3 separate regions of the Mus musculus genome follow, and regions 1 and 3 are each linked to region 2. A link is a contact called in ENCODE Hi-C or POLR2A ChIA-PET data. All regions are on one chromosome and are shown on one strand. Each heading gives the region's core, a stretch centred on a gene start or an enhancer-like site at or near the end of the contact. The rest is flanking DNA. Distances are from core to core; before and after follow the strand shown. Region 1 holds the start of Tsen54 (tRNA splicing endonuclease subunit 54). Region 2 holds the start of Mif4gd (MIF4G domain containing). Region 3 overlaps Llgl2 (LLGL2 scribble cell polarity complex component).

The links. Hi-C counts contacts between places; a loop is a spot of excess contacts on that map. ChIA-PET counts read pairs that join two places held with the same protein, here RNA polymerase II (POLR2A).
Region 1: a map of v-Abl transformed pro-B cells shows a loop between it and region 2 (2.3-fold over the local background). The contact joins the promoter of Tsen54 here to the promoter of Mif4gd in region 2. A Hi-C loop is called at or near these places in 5 of 37 maps with a recorded cell type or tissue (T-helper 17 cell, heart, mouse embryonic stem cell and 2 more). POLR2A ChIA-PET finds 5 or more read pairs at or near these places in 3 of 5 experiments (Patski and embryonic stem cell).
Region 3: POLR2A ChIA-PET joins it to region 2 with 11 read pairs in embryonic stem cell. The contact joins the enhancer-like site here to the promoter of Mif4gd in region 2. POLR2A ChIA-PET finds 5 or more read pairs at or near these places in 4 of 5 experiments (Patski and embryonic stem cell).

What each region holds. Positions count from the first base shown.
Region 1 is chr11:115,813,228-115,816,691 of GRCm38, reverse strand. It overlaps Tsen54 (tRNA splicing endonuclease subunit 54), which reads right to left and starts at 1,953. Exons shown (of 11, transcript NM_029557.1): 1 at 1,873-1,953; 2 at 1,613-1,777; 3 at 1,454-1,517; 4 at 1,282-1,365; 5 at 896-994. The coding sequence starts at 1,928. It overlaps Caskin2 (CASK-interacting protein 2), which reads left to right and starts at 3,100. Exons shown (of 20, transcript NM_080643.2): 1 at 3,100-3,178.
Region 2 is chr11:115,611,366-115,614,518 of GRCm38, reverse strand. It overlaps Mif4gd (MIF4G domain containing), which reads left to right and starts at 1,550. Exons shown (of 6, transcript NM_001243584.1): 1 at 1,550-1,734; 2 at 2,485-2,616. The coding sequence starts at 2,535. It overlaps Slc25a19 (solute carrier family 25 (mitochondrial thiamine pyrophosphate carrier), member 19), which reads left to right. Exons shown (of 7, transcript NM_026071.3): 7 at 1-338.
Region 3 is chr11:115,830,754-115,834,156 of GRCm38, reverse strand. The region is part of intron 1 of Llgl2 (LLGL2 scribble cell polarity complex component); the gene reads right to left. Among named protein-coding and RNA genes, the nearest start is that of Llgl2, 8.4 kb to the right of the region's middle. Within about 2 kb of position 1,521, at least 1 of the 3 ENCODE cell types and tissues checked has a DNase peak (open chromatin) inside an H3K27ac peak, as active enhancers do.

The sequences.
Region 1 (3,464 bases), core at 704-3,203, 200 kb before region 2:
TTCTGTTCGAACAGAGCTGTGGTTTTTGCTAGCTGCAGATCGATTTTTGCAATTGTGTAATATTTGGGACTCTGGGAACTTTTCAGAGGGTACGTAAATGCTAAGGCCCCAAAAGGTGGGGTTGGTGGTTGTTGATTGTTCGGCGGAGTTGACTGCAGTTTGTCGGTAACGCTCAAAGAAGAAACGAGAGAGAAATTACACTCAGAGTCTCTCTCCCCTCTCTCCTCCTTTTTCTCCTATCGAGTGATAAGAGATGAAACCGGGGGCACAAAGGGTGGGAAAAAGAAGAACCCACAAAGTAGCAAAGACCAGTGACACAAAGCCATTTCCTCTACCACTCAAAACCTCCCTCCTATATGGCCCTAGGTTCCAAATCTTGGGACTGCATGGACCACATTCCATTTTAAGTATCATCCTCACCAGGCCTGCTGGTTCAAGGTTGTCATCCCAGCTACTAGAGAGTTTGAGCATAAACTCATGACCAGCCTGGGGTACAGAGTGAGTTCATGGCCAGCCTGTGCAATTTTGAAAGTCCCTATCTCAAAACATAAACAAGAGGGTAGGGGCTATACAGCTCAGTGCTGGAGTGTTTGCTAGCAGGCATGGGCTGCTGGCTTCACTTCCCAGAAGCACTAAAAATAAATAAGCAAATACCATCCTCAAAGGAGATTTCACTCTTTCAAGTCTATCTCCTCTTCTGGGCACACGTGTTGTTTAATAACTTATCAACAATACAAATCCCCCAAACCTGACAGTCTCCATTTGAATATAAGCCCGTGTGATCACAGGCTGTCTCACCTACAGCCCTGGCTTGTGGCTCTGTGTTCGAAGCCTCAAAGGCACCTGTCAGGACTCACTGACTTGGCAAATAAGAGTCACCTTGGGAGGCAGATACCTGGTACTGCAGGAAACTCAAGGTGTCCTCTGTCAGCAGCAGCTGGTATGCCTCTTGGATAGACAGTGGGAGGTCTTGGTAGAAGAGCTGAATCGAACCCTGGAAGTGGACCAAGAGCTTAGCTGTGTACCCTTCCTGCAGTGCCCAAGCCAGTCACCTTCTTGGCTCTGACCCTTTCCCCACACACTCAAGCATCACTGCATGACCAGGACAAACAATGAGAGGATTAGAACTCCCGCTGTCCAGTGGTATCCTCTTCTGTTCTCAAAGTCCACACATAACTTCACTGAAAACATAATTCTGAATTCCTCCTGGTCCACCAAACCGTATCCTTCCCATTCCATTAGTCGGGACCCCTTTCCCCACGCCTCCAGGACCCCACTTACACACTCCAGCAGATACAAAGCCTCTTCGGGGTGAAGTCGCTGCCGTCCTTCCTCTGAGTAGCCCATGGTCTGCCAGAATTTCCCCTGTGCGGCAGCAGACCAAGTGTCACAAAGCAGCTAAGCGGACAGAGGAAGGGGGTCCCCCAGCCGCGGAGATGCCCGGGCCGCTCACCGCAGGAGACGTCAACTCCACAAAGCCCTCTTCTGGTTTCCACTCCGCGGCCACCAAGCTGCCCCTGGCGAGGAGTGGGGAAGGGGCGTCTCGGTCTGCACGGGCAGTCCCCGGCCTCCGCCCACCCGGCCTGACCCGGCCCGGCCCAGCCCCTCTCACAGGCGCTCCACGCGCTCCTCCGCCAGCAGCTGCCACAGCTCTTGGCGACACAGGCGCAGCCGCTCCGCCTGGGCCTCCGAGCCGTCCGGGAGGAAGTCCTTGGGGCCATGCGACCGCTGTGGTAGCTTCTGGGACCGCGAGCGCGCGGCGCGGAGCTCCGAGGCGCTGGGGAGAGCCGGGAACACGTGATCAGCACAGAGGCCACCCCGCTCGCTCCCGGGTCCCACGCACCCCACGCCATCCCCCGGGCCGGGTAGCACCTGAGCACACGCCCCGCGGGAACCTCCACCGACCCGGGTTCGGGTTCGGGCTCCATCGGGCCGCTGTCTGCGGCTGCGCGCGCACCGCGAAGCCCCGCCCACCCCGGCATTCCGCGCGGTCCTAGCGCCTTCGACCCGCTCGCTCCTCGGGATCATAAAGCCACCCTCGAGCCTCGCGCCTTCCTACCTGCCCCGTGTGTGTCCTAACACCTGTCGGCACACGTGTACCCCGGGCCGCGGGACCCAGCTCGATGTGCAGGTTTCCAGATGTGCAAAAACTCACCTATTCCGTTTCCAGCGCTTCTGGGGGCTCCTCCCTTCTTTAGTATAACTTTACCTGGCTACTGGATGTAGCATGGATAATCAAATATGTTACTCTCATCTCTGCAGCCCTGAATGTCTTTGTGTCCTACCACCAGCAGGAAAGAGATGCGTAGAGAGAGGAGAGCAGTGAGCCCCCAGACACCAGCTTTGCAAACTGGAGGCCATATGGGAATGTTAGGAGTGGACCAAAGACTTATGGAGTTCCTTCACGGTGGGCCAAAAAAAAAAAATCTCTTCTTAGGGGCTCTGAAGCAGGGTTCAAAGGCCAGGGGTGGAGGCGCTGTCCGGCTCACACTGGTGCTGAATCGCCACCCCAGACTCCGAAAGCACCTCCTCGAGGCTGGGGTCCCCGCCGTGACATCCTGAGTCGCACTGACGCTCACCACTAGGTGGCACCGTTGCTCCAGCCAGCAGCTATAGGTCTCTGAGTGTGGACGAAGGTCGCTGCGGGCAACCCGGGAAAGGATGGGGCAAAGAGGAAGTGATCCCCACCCCTAGTGGGGGGGGGGGGTCCTCAGGTTCAACTGCCAAAACATCCTATTTTCTCTCCTATACATTCACACTTCACCTTTTGATCTAGACCAGAACCCAGTTCTCTCGGGATCCCCGGACAGGACACAGCAGCACGAAACCTCATCCACCCCGCCTCTCACCCGCCACTTTGCACCCCTAAGCAGCTTCACCTGCGCGCATGCGCTGATCCAACCAGTGGCTCGGCTCTGGACTGGCTGGCGGGGGCGGGGCCTAGTGAAGATGGGGCGGGGACCAGGGTGTTGATTGACAATCCAACTGTGCGGCCAGGACGGTCCCCGGCTCCCGATCCGGCGGGAGGGAGGGGGGAGGGGCGGGATTTCCTGCGGGAGGCGCCGAGCCGGCCTTGGAAAGGAGGAGAAAGGGGTTGCGGGGGACAGTGAGAACCAGAGTCCAGAGTGCCTGAGACTGAGCACAGCCAGCCGGACCCCCGGCGGGGCGGCCGGGAGAGGTGAGACTGCCGGGTCCCGGGCCAGGGGTCAGGACCCTTGAGAGCAGACGCAAACTAACTTTTCTTGTCTGATCGGCGGGCTCCTCCATCTCTCTGCTCCTTCCGCCTTCCTCGAGCCCCCCTTTTCGTTCTCCTCTATCTATTCCTCGGACGCTTGACTCTCCGGGTCCCTCTTGCCGCTTTGTTCCCGGGGTCGGCCTTATCTGGGCTTGGCTGCGGGGAGCTGCGCCGCGCTAGAGGGGCATTCCAAGGGGAGGGGGAGCCAGCCGACCCCAGGCACTGCCAG
Region 2 (3,153 bases), core at 301-2,800:
GTGGTGGGGTTGGTCTAAAGAAGGAAGGGAGGAGAGACTTCTTGACTTTGTGGGATTCCAGCCCCTGCCATAACTTGGATTGTAATGCCTGCTGGGAATGGCCCTGATCGTGAAAACTGGGGCTCTGCCCTGCCTGTCAGTTCCACTCTCCCCTCTGTGGTCCACTGTAGCCCTCCCCTAGTGGTTCACTTTTCTGATCTTGGCTCCTGATTCTGAAGACCCAGGGTCACTTGGGAGGGCTTCTGAGATGGGTGGCCCGTTGGCTTCCTGGGCTTGGAGCAGCAGAAGTGTTTTGTGACCCTATTGCTGGAGAGATGTGAATAAATTTATATACCAGAGGAGAAGCTGACTGCAGACCATTGTAAGGATACTACTTGTTTCTTCTACTGCTATGATAAACACCATGACCAAAAAGCAAGTTGGAGAGGGAAGGGTTTATTCAGCTTACACTTCCACATCACTGTTCATCACCAAAGGAAGTCAGGACAGGAACTCAAGCAGGGCAGGAACCTGGAGCCAGGAGCTGGAGGTCATGGAGGGAGCTGCTTACTGGCTTGCTCAGCCTGGACCATCAGTCCAAGGATGGCACCATCCACAATGGGCTGGGCCCTTCCCCATCAATGACTAATTACAAAAGTGCTCCACAGGCAGTAGGAGTTTATGGAGGCATTTTCTTAGTTGAGGCTCCCTCCTTTCAAATGACTTTAGTTTGTGTCAACTTGACATAAAACTATCCAGCACATTACCAAAGTCCAATTGGGAGTTACAGGAGCAGAAATGACTCAAAGACAGGGACATTACCCAAAGCTCAGCCTAGCATTGCTGAACTCATGAAAGCTGGGATCATGGAGCACAGTGCAGTCTGCAGGCAGCCCAACAGATTGGAGAGACCTCCAGGCAGCTCAGTTGGTCCCAGCCTATCTTCAGGTCAACTGGAGCAGTCTCAAGAGTACACTGGGCAGCCCAGCTCAAGCTGCTGTTTCCACAGGGTGTGCTAGCTCGAGCCTTTTTAGGCCACTTAGCTCGTCTGAGTGCAATTCGGCAATCCTCGCTGCTTTTACATTCTTAGTAGGGAGGGGCTTCCAGGAGCCTGTGAGTTGTTCACTTCCCCTACTTAAAACATCCTGTGTCTTAATGCGCCTCCCTGCGTGGTGGGATGTTGTTTCTCCTTTATCTTAACCTGGAAGATTCAGGGTCGGCTGTCTGATTTTTTTTTTTTTTAAGAAGTCTTATCGACGTAAATTCCGTGCTCCTCATTTCCCCGCCCTCAGGAGCTTCTCGAGCTTTTTGGTACTATCACCCTGAGCGCTGTGGCAAACTCTTAAAGCAGCTGAGAGCTTTGGCTCCTGGTCCCTCGTGCGCAGCAGTGTTGCTCCCGATTCCCCCTAGGAAAGACCCAGGGCCCTTTATCTTGGCTGCTCCTTTGGTTTAAAACTTATTTTACAGTGAGTGGCAGGAGAGGGAGTTGCCAGAGTGTGCCCCAGCCCTTGCACTCCGCTTTAACCGGCCAAACCCCAGAAGACTACGCCCCTCCCCCCGAATAGGCCACGCCTTCCCGAAGCTCCTCCCACGCTGCCCGGCCGGGGAGAGTCTGACCTAGTTCACCTGAGCGGGGCAAGGGATATGGTGACCCCGGCGCGGGGTGCGACCTGGCAAGACCAACAACTTCACGCAAAACGCAGGGAGGGTCCGGCCCAGCGCTCGGAGGCTTTCGTGGTCAGAAACAAGGCGGAGGTGCGCCGGGTGGGAAGGGGACAGGGGCCGGTGAGCTTTCAGCGCGCGACGGTGGCGGTGTCGCAGTTGTCGGGTGCCGATCCGTCTCCGCGCCAAGCGAGGGAGCGGCCCGGGGCGGCGGCGGGGTGCGGAGGCGAGGGCGAGTCGTGGCCGGTAGGCGGCGCTAGCGAGTCGCCCTGGCGCCGCCGCCGCCGCCGCCGCCGCCGCGCGGTACCACGCCGGGCGCGCGCCGCGCGGCGCCCCAGACGCAGGCGCGGGCCAGCCCTGGCCCAACGGCTGCAGGGGTGGACGGACTGGAAACGCTGGGAGAGAGGGGCTCGGAGCCCTGCTGGTATCAGGATCTGCGGCTTGGACTGAGCCAGCGTCCTCCGTGCTAGACGATAAAGGCGAGCCTGACGTTTACACCCAGTTCAGTATTTGCACCCCGAAATTTACCCTGATACTGACTGTATCAGATCCCAGATCTGGGATAACTCAGATCCCGCTGGGACCGTAGGTGAATTCCCGCTTCACTTCTCAGATGTAACCCCAGAAGCCTGGGTTTCCTTCAGCTGAGCAGCAGGTGGCCACTTGGTGCTCAACTACTCCACCCGAAGCCAAGTTTGGTGGGCACTCAGCCAAGCACTGAACGCGACAGAAAGTCCAGTTCCACCCGTCCCAAGGCCTGGTCTGCCCGGCCCAGTGCCTACAGGGCTAGAATCGGGAGCTTTGTGATTCACCCTTGAAGCCTCAACCGTCTTTGCTTCTCAGGTGCTGTCCTTAGTTTCAGGCCAGTGAAAACCTGCCGGGCTTAGACCGTCATGAGCGAGGCCAGTAGAGATGATTATAAAATCCAGTCTTTTGATGCAGAGACGCAGCAGCTGCTGAAGACCGCGCTCAAAGGTGAGCCTCCCACCCACCACTTATTTTGTGTCAAGTTGACATAAAACTATCCAGCACGCTACCAGAGTCCGACTTGAGGTTCCCATGCATATTCCATTTGGGTAAGAGCCGCACTGGGGGCTGAAGCCCAGAGCCAGGCAGTGCCCAAGCCCTTCTTGGCTCTCAGAAAGTAAGTCACAACCTAATTCTCACCACATTTAAGCCAGTAGATTGGAGAATGAATCACAGAGTTAGATCTAAGATCATAAAGCCTTTAAGTACCCATGAAAGAGAACACTGCTTTCTCTTTAAAGGCTTTGCATTTGGTGCAGTCAGCACCCTTGAATGTACAGAGATGCCTGGTTTGGAGAATCAGCCTGGCAGAGGGGATATGTAATTGCCTGGCCCTTCCGTTGTAACACTCACGACAGAAGTTTGACAGGACAATTAGCAATTGCCGTCATGTGCTAAGCTAAACATTTTGGAGACGTCTCCATGCCTGTAATCCCAGCAGATTACAGAGGTAGGAGAATTAGCACAAATTCAAGGCCAAATTGC
Region 3 (3,403 bases), core at 272-2,771, 220 kb before region 2:
TTGATCGGTGCCTCAACTGGACATGCAGGGGAAGGACCTGGGGCAGTTTTAGCAGGAATACCCAGGTCGGGGTAAGATGGGCAAGGAGCCCATCAAAGACTCACATAGCCAAGCCCCGTGGTGCTGGGGACCAGGTCTGGTCCTATGAGGCTGTGGGCTCTCTAGGTTAATCCTAGATCTGCCTTGCTGCTAATTCCCAGCTAGCTCCCTGAGCTCTGACTGGGCATCTAGAAATGTTCCTTTTCAGATGTGCATGGTGGCACACGTGTAACCTAGGTCACTGGGGAAACAGAGCATCAAGGGTTTAAAGCCATGAAGGGTACAAAGTGAGACCCTATTTCCTGCCACTCCCTAAGGAGGCCTTTCTTAAGGGCCACAGCGGAGCCCAAATCAAGAGAAGACATTCTATCTGTACCGAATAAAGAAAACAGCTCAAGACCCCCAAGCCACTCATCGACCATAGAAAGCATTCCCAGCCCAAGGGGGGAAACTATTTCTGTACTCTCCTTGGGGGAGGGGCTGTGAGTGGGTGGTTTGACTTTCAGCGCCCAGTAGCAGTCTCCTGCTGACCATCTTTGGCACTGGGCATGTTCCTAGGAACACAGGGGCTCACTCAGGCCATTACAGAAATGGCTTCCTTCATTCCACTCTAGACGGAAAGAGAAAGCAAACATAGCCGCCAGCTCGCTGAACGCTGCATGTAGGGTCAGGTAGACAGGCCGACAAAGTGTGCTAAGTACTTAAGCTGGAGCAGGGACGGGACACCCAGCCTCCACTGGGGAAGGGGGGGTGCTTCTTATCTAAACCGAGGCTGGAAAGATAGCCTGAAGGTTGGGGGCAGGGGTGGGTACAGTTCAGAGGCAGAGCACTTGGTGGCAGTGTACAAGGCCCTTCATCCTCAGCTCTGTAATCAATCAATTAAAGGGCCAAGACTTTGCTTATGAAAAGACTCTGGATTTAAGACTGGGGCTCCCCAGTTGCTGGCTGCGGATAGAGCCACATCCCCTGCAAATGCAAAGATCAGCAGGACAAGCCACTTCCAAACCAAACACCAGGGACCAGTCCCTGGGGAACTGTCACCCTTTGGGGACAATCAAAAGGTCATGATTTGCAGTGGGGGAGGGGAGAGAGACTAGGGATTTCACATTTTTAGGGAAGCAAGACCACTGCAGAGCCTCCCACTCGTGGGGATGGGTGGGGTGGGGCGTGGGGATTGGTGGGAAAGTCTGGGTACCCACCTGAGGTCCCATAACAAGCCAGAGAACAAGCATGGGGCATCAAGTACTGGGGGCTCCTGGGACTGGAGTGAAAACAGGCCCCAGACTTCGGCCATCTCTGCCTCTGAAGACAGCTGAGCTGGCTAGCTGAACATTCCAGCCGTGGGGGAGGGTGGTGCAAGCTCGTAAATCAGCAGCTACGGCTCCTGGGGTGCAGGCGCTCCCCTCCCCAGCCGAGGTCACTAGGTCAGAAGGCACAGGAAGCTGGGAATGACTCCCTGGGAAAGGAAAGAGACCAGCGGACTCTAGGGAAGGGACAAGAAGGGACCAGGACCATCTGTACTAAGGACCCCACAGGAGCTCAAAGTGACACGGCAAAGTGGTGAGTGGCAGGAAAGAGGGGACATGCCCCACTTGGTCAGGAGGGCAGAACACTCGGTGCAGGCTACCTACCCAAGTGGCCGTCGGAGCACTTGCTGTGACCAGCACTGTTCCAGACCCCCTGAATGTACCTGTTGATACGTTTTAAATGTTTTGGTTCAAGTTGTCTAGGCTCACTGTAGAAACATCAAATCACTGAGGGTGAATCGTCCTCCAGAGAACCTCAGGAAAATGTGGGGACCAGGTTCTGACCACCTCTGTTGTTTGTGTGCTCAGGGTAAACACTACACATCAGCTCAGGCGGAGGCCACCTGAGAGGCCAGGCAGAACACACCTACCTGACAGAGGAAACCAGGCCACAGACTAAGCAACTTACCCACGGTCACCACTGCATAGGAAGCGGCAGAACTCAGAGCTGACCCCCATGTATGACTAACTCCAGAATTGAGGGGCTTATAAAGGCGTCCATGAGGAATGGCTATTACAGGAGAGCTAATTATATGGCTGCAGTCAAAAGGTAGGGCCACGCGCACATACTCCCACAGGCCATGGAGCTCAAAGCTAACCAAGCAGTTTGGGACCAGGTGCCTGGTCACTGCTTTCAGAGTGTTCTTAAGAACTAACCTGCAGGGCTCAGTGACCTTGTGGGGGACCTACTGCTGGGGACCCCATTGGCCAGGGAGACAGAAGAGCGACCTAGGAGCTGGGACCAAGGTGGAGGTAGAACAGGCTTGGGGCCAGTGTAACTGCCCCAAGGCAAGGCATGAAAATACCCCACCCCTTCTTAGAGGAGGAGGAGGACAGGTGCGGGCCTGGCTCAGTTCAGAAAGCCCCCTCCCCCACCCCAGGCCTTCTACCCCAGATAAGCAAGCTCTCAGAGGAGCCTGGAAGTCAGGCTAGGGCTGTGAAGTCTGATAGGGGATGATCCTGCCTAGCCTATGCCTGGGAAATGGGGAGGTTAAAAGACTAAGGGGGCAAACCTACAGCCCCCCAGTGTGCCGACTCCTGAGGCAGACAGGCCATGAGAGATGCCCTCTGGCAGGAGGGAGAGTAGAGTGGGGAAGGAGAAAGTATACAAGATGCTGAGGTCAAGGGCGCTGGGGGTGGGGTGGGGGTGGGGAAGCCTCGCTGAGAGTTACTGGTCAGCCTCTTGGCCCTATGTGTTCACAGCACTCTACCCGGGACACTTTGCCTAGGATACCGCCACATAACCCCACCGCTCAAATGCTCCCTCGCCCCAGTCTACAACTGTCCCCTCCCTGCTACTTTCTCCTCGTATCCCCTACTCAGGACCTCGGTGACAGGTATTACCGGCCACATAAGGTTTAGGGCAGGGCTAAGGGTCAGGCGGGTGGAAGAGCATGGTGCCGTGGGCCAGGATAAGGAGCACATTCCAGGAGCACTGGGGCAAGTCCAGGCTGAGATCATGGAGTGACTCGCATAGCACCTCGCAGCACAGACACACACCGGAAAGATGAAAAAGCCAGCCGGCCAGAGGCAGGGCCGCAGGGAAGGCCGCTCCGTCGGGTCTCACCACACACAGCCCCTCCTCTCGTTTGGCCCTTTCCTGGCTCCTCTGGCTGCCACTGCTGTCTGAAGAATCTTTCTGACCCTCTAGCGACAGGACTCAAAAAAGCCTTCCTCATCCCTTGAGCCCGTCCTGGTCGTAAAGTGATCACATTTTAGGCTAGGGGTTGGCTCAGCCAGAAAAGTTATCTTGCAAAAGCATGAGGACCCGAGCTTGACCTTCAAAGCCCAGGTCAAAGAGCTGGGGTGGGGGTGTGTGCCTGTAACCTCCGGGCAGA